Linked DNA regions of Homo sapiens: region 1 is linked to region 2. A link is an interaction called in ENCODE POLR2A ChIA-PET data of the cell type or tissue named here. Cell type or tissue: GM12878. All regions are shown on one strand. Each heading gives the region's core, and the rest is flanking DNA. Links, peaks and the distances in the headings are about the cores only.

Region 1 (5,372 bases), core at 84-5,083, 150 kb before region 2:
CCCTACAGAAATCAAAAGGGAAATTGAGAGGCAGAGCAAGATGGTGGAATAGAAGGCTCCACTGATCATTCCCCCTGCCAAGGACACCACTTTAACAACTCTACACAGAAAAAACCACCTTCATAAGAACCAAAAATCAGGTGAGCACTTACAGTACCTAGTTTTAACTTCATATCACTGAAAGAGGCACTGAAGAGATAGAAAAAACAGTCCTGAATAGGCAGTGCCACTCCTCCCCCTGCAGCAGTGGCAGTATGGTGCAGAGAGTGTCTCTGGGTGCTTGGGGAGGGAGAACACAACAATTGTGAGGCATTGAACTCAATGCTATCCTGTTAGAGCAGAAAGGAGAACTGGACCAAACTCAGCTGACACCTGTGCACAGAGGGAGCATTTAAACCAACCCTAGCCAGAGGGGAACTGCTGATCCCAGTGATCCAAATTTGAATTCCTGCAAGGCTTGCCACTGAGGGCTATAGTGCTCTGTGTCTCCAAGTAAACTTGAAAGGCAGTCTAGGCCAAAAGGACTGCAACTCTTAGGCGAGTCCTAGTGCTGAACTGGTCCCAGAGACAGTGGACAGAGGGGCAGGTGACATACTGAGACACCAGCTGGGGTAACCAAGGGAGTGTTGGCTCACCCCCCGCCTCCCCGACCCCAATGCCAGGCTACACAGCTCGTGGCTCCAAGAGAGACCCCTTTCTTCCACTTGAGAGGGAAGAGTGGGCAGGACTTTGTCTTGTGTCTTAGATAACATCTTGGTCACAGCAGGATAGGGGACCAGTCAGAGTCGCAAGTCTCCCTGTTCCAGATGCCAGCTCTCAGATGACATTTCTAGACATGCCCCAGGCCAGAAGGGAACCCACTGCCTTGAAGAAAAGGACTCAGTACTGGCAGCATTCATCACCTGCTAACCGAAGAGCCCATGGGCTGTGAATAACCAGCATTGATACCCAGCTGCTATGTCAAGGGCTTTGGGTGAGCCTCTGAGACTTTCTGGCTTCAGGTACCAGCACAGCCATGGAGGGACAGAGTACCAAATACACTCTTGGGATCCCTGATTCCAGGACTTGATTGTTAGATGGCATTTCTAGACCTGTCCTGGGCTACAGGAGAACCCACTGCCCTGAAGGGTGAGACCTAGGCCAGGCAGTATTCACCATAAGCTAACTTAAGAATCCCTGGGCCTTAAGCTTAAGGGAACAGTGGTGCTTGTCTGGCAATACTCCTTGTGGCCTGGGGTGGTGGTAGCTATGGGGCGAGGCTCCTCTAGCTTTGGAAAGGGGAGGCACAAGTGAAAAAGACTGTGTCTTGTGGTTTGAGTGCCAGCTCAGCCATAGTACAATAGAACATTGGGTAGACCTCTAAGGTTTTTGACTCTAGTCCCTGACTCCCAGATGGCACCTCTAGACCCACCTGAGGCTTGGGGGACCTCACTCCCCCTGAAGGGAAGGACACGGCCTGGCTGGCTTTGCCACTGGCTGATTGTGGAACCACAGAGTCTTGAGCGAACATAGGCAATAGCCAGGGAGTGGTTACGGCAAGCTTGGGTGAGACCCAGTGCTGTGCTGGTGCTGTGCTAGCTTTAGGTCTGACCCAGTGCAGTCATAGTGGTGTTGGCCACAGGGGTGCTTGTGTCACTCCACCCCCAGCTTTAGGTGGCTGAGGAGAGACAGAGAGAGAGAGAGAGAGAGAGAGAGAGAGAGACACACACACACACACACACACACACACACACACACACACACACACACACACACAGTCTGTTTGGGAGAAAGTAAGGGAAGAGAACAAGAGTCTCTGCCTGATAATCCAGAGAATTCTCCCAGATCTTGTCCAAGACCATCAAGGTGGTACCTCTATGAGGCTGCAAGAACCACAACGTAGATACAGTTTAGATCATAATACCCAAGTCCTTTAAAATATCTGGAAAGCCCAAGAAGGATGGGTACAGATAAGCCCAGACAGTGAAGACTACAATAAATACCTAACTCTTCAATATCTACTGGCATCCACACCATCCATGACCTAACCAAATGAACCAAAGAAGGCACCAAGGACCAATCCTGGGGAAACAGATTTGTGACCTTTCACACAGAGAATTCAAAATAGCTTTGTTGAGGAAAGTCAAAGAAATTCAAGATAGCACAGAGAAGGAATTCAGAATCCTATCACATAAATTTAACAGAGATTAAAATAATTTGAAAGAATCAAGTAGAAATTCTGGAGCTGATAAATGCAATTGACATTTTGAAGAATGCCTCAGAATCCTTTAATACCAGAATTGATGGCAGAAGAAAGACTTAGTGAGCTGGGCATGGTGGCTCACGCCTGTAATCCCAGCACTTTTGGAGGCCAAGGTGGGTGGATCACAAGGTCAAGAGATAGAGACATTCCTAGCCAACATGGTGAAACCCCTTCTCTACTAAAAATACAAAAAAAATTAGCTGGATGTGGTGGCACATGCCTGTAGTCCCAGCTACTCGGGAGGCTAAGGCAGGAGAATCGCTTGAACCTGGGAGGTGGAGGTTTCAGTGAGCCCAGATTGTGCCACTGCACTCCAGCCTGGTGACAGAGTGAGACTCCATTTAAAAAAAAAAAAAAAAAAGAAAAAGAAAAAAAGAAAAAAAAAGAAAATACACAGAGGAGACAAAAGAAAAAGAATAAAAAAGGTTGAAGCACACCTACAGGATCTAGAAAATAGTCTCAAAGGGCAAGTCAAAGAGTTGTTGGCCTTAAAGAAAAATCTCATGAAGAAAAGCCCAGGAGCAAATGGCTTCACTTGTGAATTCCACAAAATATTTAAAGAAGGATTAAGACTAGTTCTTCACAAACTCTTCCAGAATGTAGAAGAGAAGCTAATACTTCCCAACTATATTTTGTGAGGCCAGTATTACCCTAATTGTGGACCAAAACATTGCAAGAAAAGAAAAACTATAGACCAGCTATTAAAGTACTCTGATGCATTCTTCAGTATCCATTATGAAGATAGATGTAAAAATTCTCAACAAACTACTAACAAACCAAATCCAGCAACTTACCTAAAAGATTGTACCCCATGACCAAATGGGATGTATCCCATTTTCAAAGTATGAAAATCAATCAATATAATACACCATATTAATAGAAAAAATGAACAAAAACAATGTGATTATCTGGATGCTGAAAAAGCATCTGACAAAATTCAACATTCTTTCATGATAAAAATATTCAACAAACTAGGAATAGAAGGGAACTTTCTTAACCTGAAAAGGGCATCTATGAAAAAGTTATAGTTAATATCATATTCAATGGAGAAAGACTGAAAACCTTCCCCCTAAGATCAGGAATAAAATAAAGACTTCCACTCCTGCCATTTCTATTCTAGCTGGGGCAATTATATAAGATAATGAAATAAAACTCATGTAGATTGAAAAGGAAGTTGTAAAACTATTTCTGTTTGCGGATGACATGATTTTGTGTGTAGAAAATTCTAAGGAACACACACACACTCATACACAACTATTAGGGCTAATAAACGAGTTCAGCAGAGCTTCAGGGTAAAAGATAAATGTACAAAAATTGTTTCTATACACCAACAATGTACAATCAAAGAATGAAATTAAGGAAACAAGTTTATGTACAAAAGCATCAAAAAGAATAGGATACTTAGGAATACATTTAACAAAAGAAGTGTAAGACTTGTACACTGAAGGAACAAAACATTATTGAAAGAAATTAAAGAAGACCGAAATAAATGGAAACACACCTCATGTTTATGGATTGCAAGACTTAATATTGTGAAGATGTCAATACTTTGCAAATTGGTTCACAGATTGAGTGCAATCACTATCAAAATTCTTGCTGGCTTTGTTTGGCAGAAATTGATAAGCTGATCCTAAAATCATATGGAAATTCAAGGATCCAGAGTAGCCAAAACAGTCTTGAAAAAGAAGAGGAAAGTTAGAAGGCTCACACTTTCCAACTTCAAAACATACTACTTTAGAGTTACAGTAATAAAAATAGAGTGGCTGTGTCAGAAGGATAAATATATAGATCAATGGAATAGAATTAAGAGTCTAGAAATAAACTCATACATCTGTGGCTTACTGATTTTCTACAAGAGTGCCAAAACTATTTCATGAGAGAATAGTGTCTCATGGTACTTGGACAACTGTATACCCACATGCAAAAGAATGAAGTTGGCCCCTTACATCATATACAAAAAAATTAAAGTGGATTAAAGACCTAAATATAAGAGCTATAACTGTAAAACTCATAAAAGAAAACATAGGGCCAGGCGCACGCCTGTAATCCCAGCACTTTGGAATGCCGAGGCAGGTGGATCACCTGAAGTCGAGTTCAAGACCAGCCTAACATGGTGAAACCCCGTATCTACTAAATAACAAAAAATTAGCCGGGTGTAGTGGCGTGTGCCTGTAATCCCAGCTGAGGCAGGAGAATTGCTTGAACCCAGGAAGCGGAGGTTGCAGTGAGCTGAGATCACACCATTGCACTCCAGCCTGGGAGACAAGAATGAAACTCTGTCTCAAAAAAAAAAAGATGGGCCCGGCGCGGTGGCTCACGCCTGTAATCCCAGCACTTTGAGAGGCTGAGGCGGGTGGATCACGAGGTCAGGAGTTCGAGACCAGCCTGACCAACATGGTGAAACCCCGTCTCTACTAAAAATACAAAAATTAGCCAGGTGTGGAGGTGCACGCCTGTAATCCCAGCTACTTGGGAGGCTGGGGCAGAAGAATTGCTTGAACCTGGGAGGCAGAGGTTGCAGTGAGTGGAGACCGCACCATTGCACTCCAGCCTGGGCGACAGGGCAAGAGTCCGTCTCACAAAAAAATAAAAAAAAAAACAACATAGATGTAAATCTTTATCACCTTGGATTAGGCAATGGTTTCTTAGCTATGACATCAAAAGCACAAACAACCAAAGGAAAAATAAATTGGACATCATCAAAATTAAAAACATTTGTGCTTCAAAGGATACTTTCAAGAAAATGAAGACAGCACACAGAATGGGAGAGATACTTGTAAGTCATAGATCTGATGAGGTTCTAGTTTCTAGAATATATAAAGAATTCTTACAGCTCAACAATAAAAAAGACAGATACCCCAGTTTTAAAAATGAACAAAGAATCTGAGTAGACATATCTCTAGAGAAGAGAAAAAATAGCCAGTAAACACATGAAAAAATGTTCAACATCATTAATTATTAGGGAAATACAAATCAAAACCACACTGAGATACCACTTCACACCCACTAAGTGACAGTAATCAAAAAGGCTGGCTAATAGCAAACATTGGAGGAGGTGGAGAAATTAGAACCTTCATGCATTGCATGAGAATGTAAAATGGTGCAGGTGCTTTGGAAAACAGGCAGTTCC
Region 2 (5,334 bases), core at 1-5,000:
CACTTCACACCTTGCAGGTTTGGGGCATTAAGCTCGGTTCTCTTACAGTAAGAATGGAACAACTTCAGGACATGTTGTGCCATTCGCCTCCCCCCAACCCCCACCCATGTCACTCTAGTCTAATTCCTGGGCCTTGTTAAGCCCATCAAAATAGCCTTGTCCAGTCGGGGCCCAACCCCAAGTCCATCTTCTGTTTTCTTCCTACCAGCTCAAAAGAAAGGTGGGGTCACTACGCTGTTTCCTTCCACTCCTGTCGTGCTGCCAGCAAATAGCAGCTATGAACTTGGGTGGCAGTAAACTGGCTGAGTCTAGTTTTCCATGAACAGCCAGGGCCAGTTTGTTATATGATCAAGGGGGTGTTTTTCCTCAAAGGCAGCACGGGACTGGCAGAAGCTCAGTGAGAGGCTGGTTGAATAGCTCTGTGTTCTTGCCTGGGCCGCTCTGCCCATGAGGCTGGGACCATGGAGGGAGCCTGGCCTGGTGGTTCAGTGTCTATGTCTGTGTCTGGGGTGGGGGTTAGCAGATAAACACAAGATGTATTTGGGACATACTTACACTAAAATATTATTCACTGTTTATCTGAAATTCATATTTAACTGGGCAGCCTATATATTTGCTAAAATCTGGCAACCCTAGACTGGGCAAATCATACCACCTCGTGGAGCATCAGTTTGCTAATTTGAAAAATTAGGCTAAGCCACCCTCCTTAGGAATACTGTGTAAATCAGTAATTCATCTACTCCTGGAGTCTGGTTTGGCTCAGCTGACCTGAGCACCCTGGCTTCTCCACCTCTGGCTCCCCACCCTCTCTTTCCTCCGTAGTTTCCCAGGCCTTGAGGGCTGCTTGCTAGGCCTAATGGAGGGGTGAGCTGATTGCTGCATCTGGAAGCCTTTTCCCAGAGCCTGACCTTGAAAATCCAGGCCCAGCTGGACCCACCCAGCACTTAATGACTACCAGTACGGAGGCCCCACTTCTTGGTGTTTGCATGAAGCAGCCCAGGACCTGTGAGGCTAAGAGGAGGATTAGCAATTGTTTCCCTCATGATTTTATTGTCTCCTGGGGACCCTGCTTTGGGCGGTCTGGATGTCTGCCTTGGGCCTAGTTTGAGGCGCCCCGAAGGTGGAGCCATCTTGGTCTCGTAATTTGCTCTTCCCTGCCCCCCAAGAGGGAAGCCAGAGCTAGCGGGGCCAGCACTGCTCAGGAGGCAAGGTGGCCTACCTGTCGCACACCCGGAGGAGGAAATCATTGACCAGGCTCTCGTGCCGGCTGCAGATGCTTCTCTGGAAGGCACTCTTGAGCCAGTCCTCAATGCTGCACACCTGCACGCGGCTGGAGTGCCAGCAGATGGAGAGGCTGCGGAGTGCCGGGCCCAGGAGGAAGTTGTCCTTCTGGAGTTCAGTGAGGGAACGGAAGTGCAGCAGGGACCAGAGTGCGGGGTCCTCAAACACGTCGTGGAGCTGGGAGCAGGTCCTGGCAAGGCTCTTCCTGCTGTCCTTGTCTAGGAAGGAGAAGAGGTGCAGCAGGCACTCCCGGTTGAGCTGGGTTATGTGCATGGTGAGCAGTGGCCACATGTGAGTGCAGCTGCAGCCGGGGGACGGCTGACCTGCCTCCTCTCCTCCTCCCCGACTCTGGGCCGGTGGACATATATGGTTGAGGAATGGTGTTTATTTTTGGCTAACAACTGGTGCTGAAGCTCTGCGGAGGGGTGAGGGAAGAAAAGCCAGGACCCAGACACATGTGCGGCAGTCTGTGGTTCGGCTTATGTTCAGAGGGATTGGAGGTCCTGGCAGAAAAGGAGCCTATTGAAGTTACTTTCCTTAAAAGGGATTTTTTTTTTCCCTTTAGCTGACAATGGTGTTTAGCAGTGAGCACTTTTGGCTTTTCCCAAGGCGTTTTCATTGGCAGTGGTGGCGGCCAGGCCAGCTCTGTCTGGCTTTGCAGTCTGTACTTAGGGGGAAGGAGTGTAATTGTAAATGTTAACTGTTTTGATTTTCTAGTACATCAGTGTGAATCTTTTGCTCCACCCTTACTAGGAAGAAACCTGTTGCGTGTGGAGAGCTAAGGGTGACGGTTGTGAGTTGTGAGCAGAGTCCATGGCTGCTGCCTCATTCCTGTTATTTTTGTGCCATAGAGTAATTGTCTCCAGGCTAGGCTGGTTGGCCTTCAAGCCCTGCTGCCTGCCACTAGGCAGGGGGATTTTCCTGGGCCTCCCCAACAGCTAGATTTTTACCCTGAGTTGTTTCATAAAAGAATTTTACTGAAGTAGCTGCTTTCCAAAGTTGTGTGTCTGTGTTTTATGTTTTATTGGTGCTTTGTTGTTGTTGTTGTTGTTTTTGTAGTTTTGGTCAAGCAGTACTTTCTGTGTTTTAAATTTAAATTTACTTGGCTTTACATTTTCTCACTGATAAGGCCTTGTACTATGTATAACCTGTACTTCCCAAAATGTCAGGATGGATGAGGTAGCTCTTAATGTGAAACTGCTTGAAACAATTTTAAGTTCAGTATTTTAGTCCATCTTTGCCTTTAAGTTGACCACACACCATCCATTCTATGAGTGCCCTCCGTTCCCTCTTGGAGAAGCCAGTGGGCCACCCCTGCCCTCTCTGACTCAACTCTAGGCAAGGTGCCTGGAGGTACTATCCGTGAAGCTCCCCCTTCCTGAGTACCCGAGGCTTCACGATATGGCAGACCCGTTTCCTCATGCTGCTTCACTCCCAAACCCAGGACCCAACCTTAACTCTCCTGCTTTGAATCCCAGTCGTTGTTTTTTGGTTTGCTTGGGGGATGCTGATATGGTGCAGCTGTATAGGCCACGTTCTGCCTAGGCAATAGTGAGAAGAGAATGGTTTTTCCTCTGCCAGCCCAGGGACCACCACCTCAGTGGTTACTTCTGTTTGTTCTCCCATTTGGAATAAGAGGGAATGGGAATCCTTGTGTTTTCCCATAGACACAAATGAAGCAGCCTATGCTGAACCCACTTCTGGAACTAAGGTTTGGTCAGGGCTGGTGCAGCTTTGCCTTTAAAGCAGAAGGCAGTCAAGCAAAGAAGGAAGTAGCCATTGTCAGTGGCTTTCCTGAGAAGCCAGCCTCAGCTGGTGCCCCTGTGCCTCCATTACTCCACCATGCCAAGATGAAGTACAGTAGGGGGTTCTCTTAAAAACAAACCAAGGAGGTCGAAAGGAAGCATTTCCCAAGGAAGGGGAGCAAGATACTGCTGCTATTTCAAGCTCATCAATGTAGTTCTGAATTATAGCTGACACCCTAATTTAGGCTCTGTCTAGGTGTACTTCTCCACTTAAAATGGATGCTGCAAAACCACAGGTGGTGTTATTAGAAAGCCACATTATCTCCACTTTCCCTCCCCAATCCTCCTCAAACCAATGCTTTTCAGAGGGTTTGACCCTTAGGAATAGGTGGTTCTTTCCACTTCTTGCAAGGCCAGAGTGGTACTTGTGCCTTCCACTGAGTAAGTGTCACTGTGCTTCAGCATGGCTTCCAAGTTGCACTACTGCAGCCCAGCTGGAATGGCAAAAGATTGGCAGGGAGAACATTTAGAGCATTGCCCCTCTGCTGTTCCTCCAGGTAGGCTGCAGGAAGCATCCTAGACTACCAGGGCCAGGGGGAATGTGCTCCTGCATGCTGCAGAGGGTCTGAGGCACAGCCAGGAGATGACGAAGCTCTGCCCCTTTGGGCTTGTCCAGAGCTATGCTGTTTGGCAGCAGTGACAGCAACCACGCAGCCTCTGACCAGCACAGCTGCCAAAAGAATGTGCCCTACGGAACAAGGATGCATAACAATTTGAGCTGCAGGCACCTGTGTCTTCAATTTTAGAAGACTGACAAGAACAGGCAAAGGATGACTGTGGAAACAGGGTTCTGTCTGCAGGAGGCATGGGGGCAGGGAAGTAGTCTATAGGAACTTACTGTAAACAGGATGTTTATTTAAAAGCACTTATTTGCCTGTTTTACCTTAAAAGATGACCAGTATCCTTTGCTCAGAGCCCCAAAACTAGTGCCTCAGGGTAGAGTCTAGCTCTAAAGGGGAAGGGAAGGGGCCTCATTTTTATAAGATCAATAGTCACAAGAGACTGAGGGTGATTTCACTGGGCAAGGCCGAGTGGGACCTCAGGCACCTGACTGCAGGCACTCATCTCCAGGCCATCACTTTGCCCATACAGGTCACTTCATCCTGGCCCAGGTACTGCAGCTCCAAATCGTGGGGATTCTGTAAGAGCTTGCTACCTGTTGACTGAGGAGGCCCACGAGTTGAGTAAGTACATCATCATTTATGTGGCTCTACTGAAAAAAGGTGTTCAGAAATAAGTCAAAAGGAAAGAGAACAGACTTTTAATGATATTTTTAAAAACAGTTCAGGTTGGTGAAGCAGAAAAGGGATGTGATTACAATTTAAATGAATCAGTCACTTGCACAATTAATCCTCTTGGCATCATACAAACTGGGTTTTAATGGCAAATGATGACATCATAGCATGACCAACACTCATGGAAGGCAGTCTAGAGTCCATCACGCTCACACCTGAGGGGGAAGGCACTGCACCCACTGACGAGACGCAGAGACCTTGGACTACAGATGACACCACATGCCCACTTCTCCTTCCTCACCTTCCTATGGCTACTCCTAGTCACCTGGGACCCAGGCCTTGGCTGCAGGAACAGACTTTTTCCATCGGCTTTTCCAGGGCCCAGGTGAAGAGGCCACTTCAGCAACAGAGGGTACAGGAGAGAGTTTAGGGGCTGGTGGAGATTAAAGTGGGATAAGTGTATCTAAATAGACTTATGTACACTAAACCAATGAAGGAGAGGTTTGGCTTTAAGAAATAAATATGCCCCCAACCCCAGAAACCAAGCTGCTGAGTAGGTTCCACAGGCGAGATACACATTTAACACTCACCCCGGGCCAGTACACTTGACTGGTTTAATTCTAGTACATCTGTCATCACTATACACTGAGTAGAATACAGTGGATAAGCAAAGGTTTCTCCACCATGGAGAGAGATTTGTGTTGCCACAAACTGTTTCTGTCACCCACCCGTGTGGGGACTTCTGAGAAAGTTTTCTTGTTCCAAGGAGCCATGTGACTCAGCGCGAGGCCCTGCCTCAGCAGAAGCTCTGAGCCAGAAGCCACATATATTGCTGGAGACAACATGGCACAAGGGAAAAGCCCTGAAGAGGACAAAAGATCAGCTTTCAAAATAGGTGTGGTAAGGCTGCACAGTTAAAAATGAAAACACAAATAAGCACATTTACATCACTGCTGTTCAAGTGCACAATTGAGATGGATCCAATCACTTTTCTAAAGAATCTTCACACCATT

Evidence for each region. ChIA-PET counts read pairs that join two places held together with the same protein. Peaks named below come from ENCODE experiments on the same cell type or tissue, not always from the same donor. Only the 100,000 strongest peaks of a DNase experiment are listed, where the experiment ranks them.
Region 1: POLR2A ChIA-PET joins it to region 2 with 6 read pairs; 2 of 35 experiments call an interaction of 5 or more read pairs at or near these places.

Annotation. Positions count from the first base shown.
Region 1 is chr15:63,740,495-63,745,866 of GRCh38, reverse strand. The region is part of intron 12 of HERC1 (HECT and RLD domain containing E3 ubiquitin protein ligase family member 1); the gene reads left to right. Among named protein-coding and RNA genes, the nearest start is that of HERC1, 91 kb to the left of the region's middle. In GM12878, for the core only: no CTCF peak of the experiment used is centred there; no DNase peak of the experiment used is centred there.
Region 2 is chr15:63,593,631-63,598,964 of GRCh38, reverse strand. USP3 (ubiquitin specific peptidase 3) reads right to left here. Exons shown (of 15, transcript NM_006537.4): 15 at 4,332-5,334. FBXL22 (F-box and leucine rich repeat protein 22) reads right to left here and starts at 1,578. Exons shown (of 2, transcript NM_001367807.1): 1 at 1,220-1,578. The coding sequence starts at 1,572. USP3-AS1 (USP3 antisense RNA 1) reads left to right here. Exons shown (of 3, transcript NR_034080.1): 2 at 4,179-4,270. RefSeq lists an enhancer at 4,210-4,259. In GM12878, for the core only: no CTCF peak of the experiment used is centred there; no DNase peak of the experiment used is centred there; H3K27ac peaks cover 1,243 bases.